Linked DNA regions of Homo sapiens: region 2 is linked to region 1. A link is an interaction called in ENCODE POLR2A ChIA-PET data of the cell type or tissue named here. Cell type or tissue: B cell. All regions are shown on one strand. Each heading gives the region's core, and the rest is flanking DNA. Links, peaks and the distances in the headings are about the cores only. Region 1 overlaps KANSL1 (KAT8 regulatory NSL complex subunit 1). Region 2 overlaps KANSL1 (KAT8 regulatory NSL complex subunit 1).

Region 1 (4,394 bases), core at 176-4,175:
AGGTTAGGAGTCTAGGGAGAGGGGAGGAATTTTTTTTTTTTTTTTTAAGTGTAAGCAACAGGCCAGGTACGGTGGTTCATGCTTGTAATCCCAGCACTTTGGGAAACCGAGGTGGGCAGATTACTTGAGATCAGGCGTTCCAGACCAGCCTGGCCAACATGGTTAAACCCTGTCGCTACTAAAAATACAAAAAAAAATTAGCAAGGCATGGTGGGTGCTTGTACCCAGCTGTTCAGGAGGCTGAGGCAGGAGAATCAATTGAACCCAGGAGGTAGAGGTTGCAGTGATCTGAGATTGTGCCACTATACTTCAGCCTGGGCGACAGAGGGAGACTCCCATCTCAAAAAAAAAAAAAGGTAAGTGAAGGAGGATGGTGATTTGGGTTAGAAGAGGCTTTTAATTGTAAGCCATTCAGCATGTGAACTCGTAAAAATGACCTTATGTTAAATAATTAGTTCAGAGCGCTGATCTTGAGAGATAGGAACGTTTCCTGTTTTTGATAAATGATAGGTTACCCTTGTTTATGGTTAGGGGTGGGTTTTTGTCATGGTCCAACCAGGTGATAGTTATATATGTGAACATATTAAAATTGTTTTTAATGTTTAAATTCTAATCCTTAAAATGTGACAGAACTGATTTATGTTCCTCCTCTCCCAGTTCTCTTCAAATCATGAGAGTGACCCTCTTAAAAACTGCTTTCTTTCGGGGGAGCGGTTGTTGAGAAGAATCATGTAACTATGTAAAAAGCATGTCTGTTTGGTACACTATTTGCTAATGTCAGAAGTGTTAAATAGAAATAAAATTTCCACCATAGTAGCTAATTATTATTTAGTGTGTGTCAAAACTGTGTGCTAATTACTTTTTATAAACCATCGCCTTTAAAGTCTTATAACTTTTCTATGAAGTAGGACGTTTGTGTCCCTACCTCCTCTGTTTTACCATTGGGAAAACCAGGGCCCAGAACGAGTAACCACACAAGTTCCACAGCTACCAAGGTCAAGGTTATTTCTACCCTAAATACACATCTTTAAATTTTATATTCATCAACAACCTAGTACTTAAAAATTCAGATTCCTAAGCCTTTCAAGGGTTTTGCCTGTGATTCTATTTTTGATCTTTGTACCAAACTTCGAGAAAATACCGTCATATAGTCTTCTATTAACAGCAGTTGCCTCATGTGGAGAACACCTGAATTTTACTTACAACTTCTTCCAATGCTGACCCATTTTGATTTTTATAAACATTTTGAAATATTTGTTAAGTTGGTCAAGCAAGAGATAATGTGATTATGTAGTATCTTATCAGTTGAGATCTTTCTCTCTCTCTCTGCCTCTTTCTCTCTCGCTCTCTTTTTTTTTTTTTTTTTTTTTTTTAAAGAGTCTCACTCTGTCACCCAGGCTGGAGGGGTTAGTGGTATGATCTCTGCCCACTACACCCTCTGCCTCCTAGTCTCAAGCAATTCTTCTATCTCAGCCTCCCGAGTAGCTGGCACTACAGGCGCATGCTACCACATCTGGCTAATTTTTGTATTTTTTGTAGAGACAGGATCTTGCCACCTTGCCCACACTGGTCGTGAACTCCTGAACTCAAGTGATCCACCCACCTTGGCCTTCCAAAGTGCTGGGTTTACAGGCATGAGCCACCACCCCAGTCTGGTTGACGTTTTTCACCTCCTTCTCTTTACAGCATATTCAGAAATTTTAAACCAGTAATACGAAATACATATATTGGTTGATTTTTCTGTTGTATTTTAAGCATATTGACTTTTTAAATCGGATCATATTTTTGCATGCAAGTACTATGGCTTTTCAAGGTCATTCTGATTTGAAACAACACATTTCTTAGTCAATTCATTGGCTCTTTACCCCCTTTTAAAATTTTTTATTTTTTATGTGATTTATTTATTTACTTATTTTTAGTGATGGAGTCTCACTGTGTTGCTCAGGCTGGGCTCAAGCAGTTCTTCTGCCTCAGCCTCCTGTGTAGCTGGAACTACCTAAGGATGTGCACCACTGTGCCCAGCCAGATCTTCACCTTTTCCAAAAAAAGAAACATCTAAATGTGAAACCTTTTAGGCCTGTCAACTTCTTTTTTTTTTTTTTTTTTTTTTTTTGAGACGGAGTCTCGCTCTGTCGCCCAGGCTGGAGTGCAGTGGCGGGATCTCGGCTCACTGCAAGCTCCGCCTCCCGGGTTCACGCCATTCTCCTGCCTCAGCCTCCCAAGTAGCTGGGACTACAGGCGCCCGCCACTACGCCCGGCTAATTTTTTGTATTTTTAGTAGAGACGGGGTTTCACCGTTTTAGCTGGGATGGTCTCGATCTCCTGACCTCGTGATCCGCCGGCTTCGGCCTCCCAAAGTGCTGGGATTACAGGCGTGAGCCACCGCGCCCGGCCTCAACTTCTTGTGATAGACACATACAGAATTTTTCAGCTACTCTCTGCCTATGGGGTAGCCCTACCTTGCAGGAGCAGTCCAAAAAAAATTTTTTTTTTCAATTTAGGATCAGTGTAGAGGAAAGAGCCCTGGACTATCATAAGACTGAGTACCAGCTTGGCCAGTCAGTCACTTTGTGACCTTGATTAAGCTATGTAACCTTTTCAAATTGATTTCCCTCTCTGTAAATAGAGCTGATAAGATGGCTTGCCCTGTTTCCTGTGGTTTTTAAAGAGGATCAAATGAGTGCGTGAAAGTTCTCATGAAAACTAGACGTCTATTCAAATATGAGGTGGTGGTATTCTCAGAAGGTCATAGATGAATGATGCATTTATTTTAGTGCTTTTCACAGTTTAGTCTCAATACTGAGTGCTTACTGAGGGGTTGTATGGAGGCACACTAGTTGTTTCTTTAGGAGATGTCTTTAGCTGCTAGAGTAGAGAACAAAAGAATGAGTAAAGAGGCTTCAGAAAAGCTAGTATGGGCTGGCACGGTGGCTCACACCTGTAATCCCAGCACTTTGAGGGGGCCAAGGTGGGAGGATCACTTGAGGTCAGGAATTTGAGACCAGCCTAGCCAACATGGTGAAACCCTGTCTCTACTAAAAATACAAAAAATAGCTGAGTGTCATGGTCGACGCCTGTAATCCCAGCTACTCGGGAGGCTGAGGCAGGAGAATCCCTTGAACTCAGGAGGTGGAGGTTGGAGTGAACCAGGATTGCATCACTACACTCCAGCCTGGGTGACAGAGAGTCACTCCTCTCAAGAAAAAAACAAGGAAAAGCTAGTATGGATGGAGCACCTCCATGCTCATTTCCTAGAGCTTATGTTTTGTTGTTTGATTTCCTAGTTCATAACAGAAGGGGTTTTGTAAGCTGACCTAGCTTGACAATCCTTTTTGGGTTTTTTGGTTTCAAACATGATCTTATAAAATTATTTAGTGCATTAAAATGTAGACCCAAGTAGCTGCTTAGCTCTTGAGAAAAGGCTGTGTTTCAGTTTAGCACAACAGTGTTTTCAGGAAGATAACTGTTCTAGATAGCTCTTTTTTTCCAAAATTCTTGATTAAGGTTTGGGGAATTTAGAATTATCTCCAGCTATTAAATTATCAAATTGGTTAAGTAGAGGTAGAAAGTTTATTGCATAAATCAGTAGATTTGTCTTCCAAAGAAGCTTATGAAATAGAAAGGGCCAGGAGGTATACCTGTAGTTGAAATATGGGATGGGCCCATAGAGAGTGAGTTGGAAAATGATAGTAAGTGGTTGAACATGGACTTTAAAGCATGGCATGCTCTGAAGTCATATTAGAAAAGTCCTTTGCTTTCATGCAAAACTAGTCTCCGTGGCTTTTCATTGTGTAGATCGGGTTAAAAGCAGAATATAAGAAGCAAGTTTTTGGATGAGATGATAGAACTTAAGTAGTACTTGTCTGTCAATCCTAAAAGAATTATTTCTGGCCAAATCCTCTCCTCTAACCACCAAATAAGGAGCTTGACTTCATTCTCACTGTTAAGAATCAGAAACCCAGTTTAGAATATCCAACTCCTGGTGAACTTTTAAAAATTAATATATATCTTGATACTTTATAATCTATTGTGTGGCATCCAACGAATGTGAGGTAATCTGGGGAGTTAGAAATGCCTTGCATTTCGTGTGGAAAAGGTGTAGTCGTAAGTTTGGCCTGGGAAGGTTAATACTGTCTTTGCACATAGAAAGCTAAGGGCAGTGTCATCATCATTTGTTTGTGAGGAGGGGACTGAAAAAGCAAAATCATCACTACTAGCCTATTCTAAAGGATCTTAATCCCATTACATTTTTCAGATTTTTTTTTTATTATGTAGTATCCCCTGGATATAATCTTTTTGGTGAAGGGGGATGTCTCTAATTTCCACGTGGTACCCCCTGTCATATACAGGTTATGTATCTGGCAGTCTACAGCTGCAATTCATGGCTGTTTATA
Region 2 (4,394 bases), core at 264-4,263, 85 kb after region 1:
TTCATATTGACATTTCAGTCTCAGTTTTTTTTTGTTTTTTTTTTTTTTTTTTACTAATAGTCGTATATCTCTAAAAGATTTTCAGAGGAGTTGATAACAGGAATGTCAGAAAACAGTATATTACTGTCAAGTGTAGGAAAATAGCTTTTTGTCAATTCCTTGATGAATTTAACACAGAATGCTTTTACATTTTAAAAAAAAAAAAAAAACCGCCACCTCATGAAAATAAAGCACCCTTCCTCTGTTTTGGCAGTTTACCAGCCACTATGGCATGACATCAGGAGTCGTATAAAAATTTTCTGAAGTATGTGGTGGCCTCCTGGATTTTGTTTTTTAATATGTGAAGTAGCCAACCTTCTTCTGATCCATGCCTAAGAACGAATGTAGTTTTGAATGTACATATAAAATTATAAAAGGTAGCTTAGGCAAGAGATAGGCATAAAACTAAATATCCTTTTGTTCCAATGCCACTTTCTAAAACAGAATCATCCTGACACAAAAGTAAGCTGCATGAAAAATAAGACAGAGAAATTAGTTGACTTTGGGAAATATACCATGTACTAGATCTAGCAGAAAGCTGGAGTTCTTCCAGAGTTAGAGACACACCCCATTCCTTCTGTCTAGGTTGCTTTCTGTGTCTCACATGGCTCCTCACTCATGACATGACCTCAGTGGTATTTGCTGATGAGCAAGCATCTTGTCTTCTGTCATCTTGAATTGCTCGGTTTTCCAGACAGATTTATTCAACAGCATTTTTGAATGCCCACCGTATTATTCAGGGCAGCCAGGTTGCATTGGTAAGGAAAACAAAGCCCTTATCTTCATGGAGCTTACTTTCTAATGACAGCAAAGAAGTTAACAGGTAAATTATGTTCTAATATTGTTACATGACAGTGAGTTCACAGTTATTGTGAGTACAGAGTACAGAACACACAAAGCAAGTGATTAATATTTTTTCCTTACCTGCATCTTAAATGATCTCTACTGCATTCCAGAACCAAATAAAACATACTTGAGGGAACTCATTGAGGTTTTGTTTTGTTTTGTTTTTTCTTTGAGATGGAGTCTTGCTCTGTTGCTCAGGCTGGAGTGCAATGGTGCGATCTCGGCTCACTGCAACCTCCTCCTCCCGGGTTCAAGCGATTCTCCTGCCTCATTCTCCCGAGTAGCTGGGGTTACAGGCATACGCCACCACGCCCAGCTATTTTTTGTATTTTTAGTAGAGATGAGGTTTCACCGTGTTGGCCAGACTGGTCTCGAACTCCTGACCTCAAGTGATCCACCCGCCTCGGCCTCCCAAAGTGCTGGGATTACAGGCGTGAGCCACCACACCCAGCCCAATTACTGTGTTTTTAAAGGGCTATCAGCTTAGTTGAATTATGGCTGGAATATATCTTAAAATTGAGATGCACGTTTAGTGCAGTAACTCTTTTGCCCTTAAAAAGGCTGGCCAGGCACAGTGGCTCATGCCTGTAATCCCAGCACTTTGGGAGGCCAAGGTGGGGCAGATCATGAGGTCAGGAGATCAAGACCACCCTGGCCAACATGATGAAACCCCATCTCTACTAAAAATACAAAAATTAGCTGGGCGTGGTGGCACGTGCCTGTAATCCCAGCTACTCGAGAGGCTGGGGCAGGAGAATCGCTTGAACCAAGAAGTCAGAGGTTGCAGTGAGCTGAGATCTCGCCACAGCACTCCAGCCTGGTGAGAGAGTGAGAGTCCATCTAAAAAAAAAAAAAAAAAAAAAAAGCTGTTGTTATATCACTTGTACTTCTTAAAATCAATGACTAAAACAAAGTGTTCAGTAAGTTAAACTCGTTGGGAATAAAGAGAAATGAGATCTATCAGTAAATAAATAGGAAGCCTTGAATGCCCAAACTGATGATTTGGGTTTCAGTCTATAAGTTTTAAATTTTTGAGCAGAGAAGTGTTGTAAGCTATTTTGGGGGAGGTAAATCTGCTGTAACATGTTTTTTTTTTTTTTTTGTTTGTTTGTTTTTTTTTTTTTTTTTTGAGTCGGAGTCTTGATCTGTCACCCAGGCTGGAGTGCAATGGCACAATCTCAGCTCACTGCAGCCTCCGCCTCCCGGGTTCAAGCAATTTTCCTGCCTCAGCCTCCTGAGTAGCTGGGATCACAGGCACCCACGACGACGCCTGGCTAATATTTGTATTTTTAGTAGAGACAAGGTTTCACCATGTTGGCCAGGCTGGTCTCGAACTCCTGACTTCAGCTGATCCATCCGCCTTGGCCTCCCAAAGTGCTGGGATTACAGGCGTGAGCCACCGCGCCCGGCCAATCTGTAACTATTATGTTTGGGATGGATTGGCACAAGAGACTGGAGGTGGAAAGACAGACTAACAGTAGTAATCCTGGAGGAGATAATAGTCTAAGGCCTCTACAACTCTGAATGTGGAATATTTTAAATGTAATCTAAGGAATAACCACTAGGGTGTGGTAAGTGAATATCAGAGTAAGGCTCATGGAGAACATGGAGTACTTCCTAAATCATAATTTTATTATAAAATGACGGAATTACTAGTTGTAATTACTGAATAGCCTATATTGCTATTTATTGTGTGTTTCATCACTTTAGGGGTCTAGTATGGTGGATGTTAGTAATTATCTAAGTGAATGAAGAAGCACTCCAGTGGAAAGTTCTTATATGCCATTATGTTCTTTTCCTGGCCCAGTGCCTAAGTGAAGTAGGTGTTTATAACTTAACCTAAACGTACTAAGATTTCAGATCAATAAAGTTATTAAAATAAAATTGGTACCAGCCAATTTTCAAATAAGGTTGCTTTTTATTTTTTAAGTAAAATTATGTTTATAATTAAACCATAAGACAAATAGTATTTTTTTAAAAAAGAAAAGAATGTAGTTTTATTAATAATTTACTGCATTGTTCTCATTCTCAATTTACTGTGGACCATTAGAAACTTGTGTATAGTCTGGCAGTGGAAACCATCAGTGTTTGGAAATGAATGGTTGAAAAGGCTGGGTTTTTTTGTACTAATAACCAGTAGAATAGGTAATGGCTACATTTATTACTAACATACCCTTGAAATTTTTATTGCCCTTAATAGCATTTCTTTCAATTTTTTAAAAAGTAGCAATTTCCTAACAAATTGGCAGTGTACTGGCATCATTTTAGAATTTTGTAGTCCTTGTTGTCATAGGGGGGATTGCTCTGGGCCAAATTTTAAAGCTGGCTTCCATAGAATTCCGAGTAGTCCTCCTCTTCTTCCCATTGTATCACACTTGAAGAGTGACATTTTTGTACAGGGCATTCTCTCATGGCTATGACCAGGTTTCCTGTAGACATCAGGGTAAATAAAGGTGTTAATATATGATTCTAGGCCTCCTAGTTTTGATTCCACCTATTTAAATCCAGTTTCATGACACCATGGTTGAGGACTAATGAACTAGAATATGAGTCAGTATTAAAAGTTAATAATTTGATACGTTCTTCCTTGACAGAGTGCAATAGACCTTGGAGGCCCAACCAACTTTTTCATACTAGTTAGACATTTGGAAAGGAGCAAGCATGCCATGTAGAAAATTGTACCTTAGGACATAAAGCTACTAAAAGAATACTCAGAAATCACTCTGTGCTTGGAACAGTTACCTCTAAACTGTTATGACGGTGTTTTATATATACATTATAAAACACATACAAAATAAATTTTGAAAGACTGAGATAAAATAGAAGCTTACACGTTTTGTTTCTTCACTCTGATGGATCTTCAAGAGCCAGTTGTGGGATATGCTTGATTGTGATAGAGTTGCCAAACCTTTGAAAATCTTTCCACATGTTAACAGTGGATGAGTTAGATAACGAATATCAAATGCAAAGCAAAAGCAAATGATTATAACCTGTCCTTGAGCCAAAAGAATTCTTTTAGTGTTTTGGACGAATATGCTATGATTAACAGAAAATGGTGAATAGAGTTTTACTTTGGTATTAATTCCTTCATAAGTATTAAATTGAGTATTTCTTGGGAATTCCTTCAAAGAGAATTGATAGCATTGCAGTATTAATTAAGGGAACGTGGGAATTTCTTCGTGTATCAAGTATTTTATCTCATTATTTTATTGAGATGCAGGTCTCACTGTGTTGCACAGGCTGATTTTTTGTTGTTGTTGTTTGTTTTTTGTCCCCCTCCCCTCCCCCAAGATGGAGTCTCGCTCTGTCGCCAGGCTGGAGTGCAGTGGTGCAATCTCTTCATCTCAAAAATAAAAAAGCCAGCTGTGGTGGCAGCTACACAGGTGGCTGAGGCAGGTGAATGGTTTGAAGCTGGGAGGCAGAGGTTGCAGTGAGTCAAGATCAAGCTACTGCACTCCAGTCTGGGCAGCAGAGCTAGACTCTGTCTCAAAAAGATAACAGTCTGTTTC

Evidence for each region. ChIA-PET counts read pairs that join two places held together with the same protein. Peaks named below come from ENCODE experiments on the same cell type or tissue, not always from the same donor. Only the 100,000 strongest peaks of a DNase experiment are listed, where the experiment ranks them.
Region 2: POLR2A ChIA-PET joins it to region 1 with 5 read pairs; 10 of 35 experiments call an interaction of 5 or more read pairs at or near these places.

Annotation. Positions count from the first base shown.
Region 1 is chr17:46,144,552-46,148,945 of GRCh38, reverse strand. All of the region lies in intron 2 of KANSL1 (KAT8 regulatory NSL complex subunit 1), which reads left to right. Among named protein-coding and RNA genes, the nearest start is that of KANSL1, 47 kb to the left of the region's middle. RefSeq lists an enhancer at 1-339. In B cell, for the core only: no CTCF peak of the experiment used is centred there; a DNase peak (open chromatin) is centred at 2,020; H3K27ac peaks cover 3,200 bases.
Region 2 is chr17:46,059,712-46,064,105 of GRCh38, reverse strand. The region is part of intron 6 of KANSL1 (KAT8 regulatory NSL complex subunit 1); the gene reads left to right. Among named protein-coding and RNA genes, the nearest start is that of STH, 63 kb to the right of the region's middle. In B cell, for the core only: a CTCF peak has its summit at 2,461; a DNase peak (open chromatin) is centred at 2,425.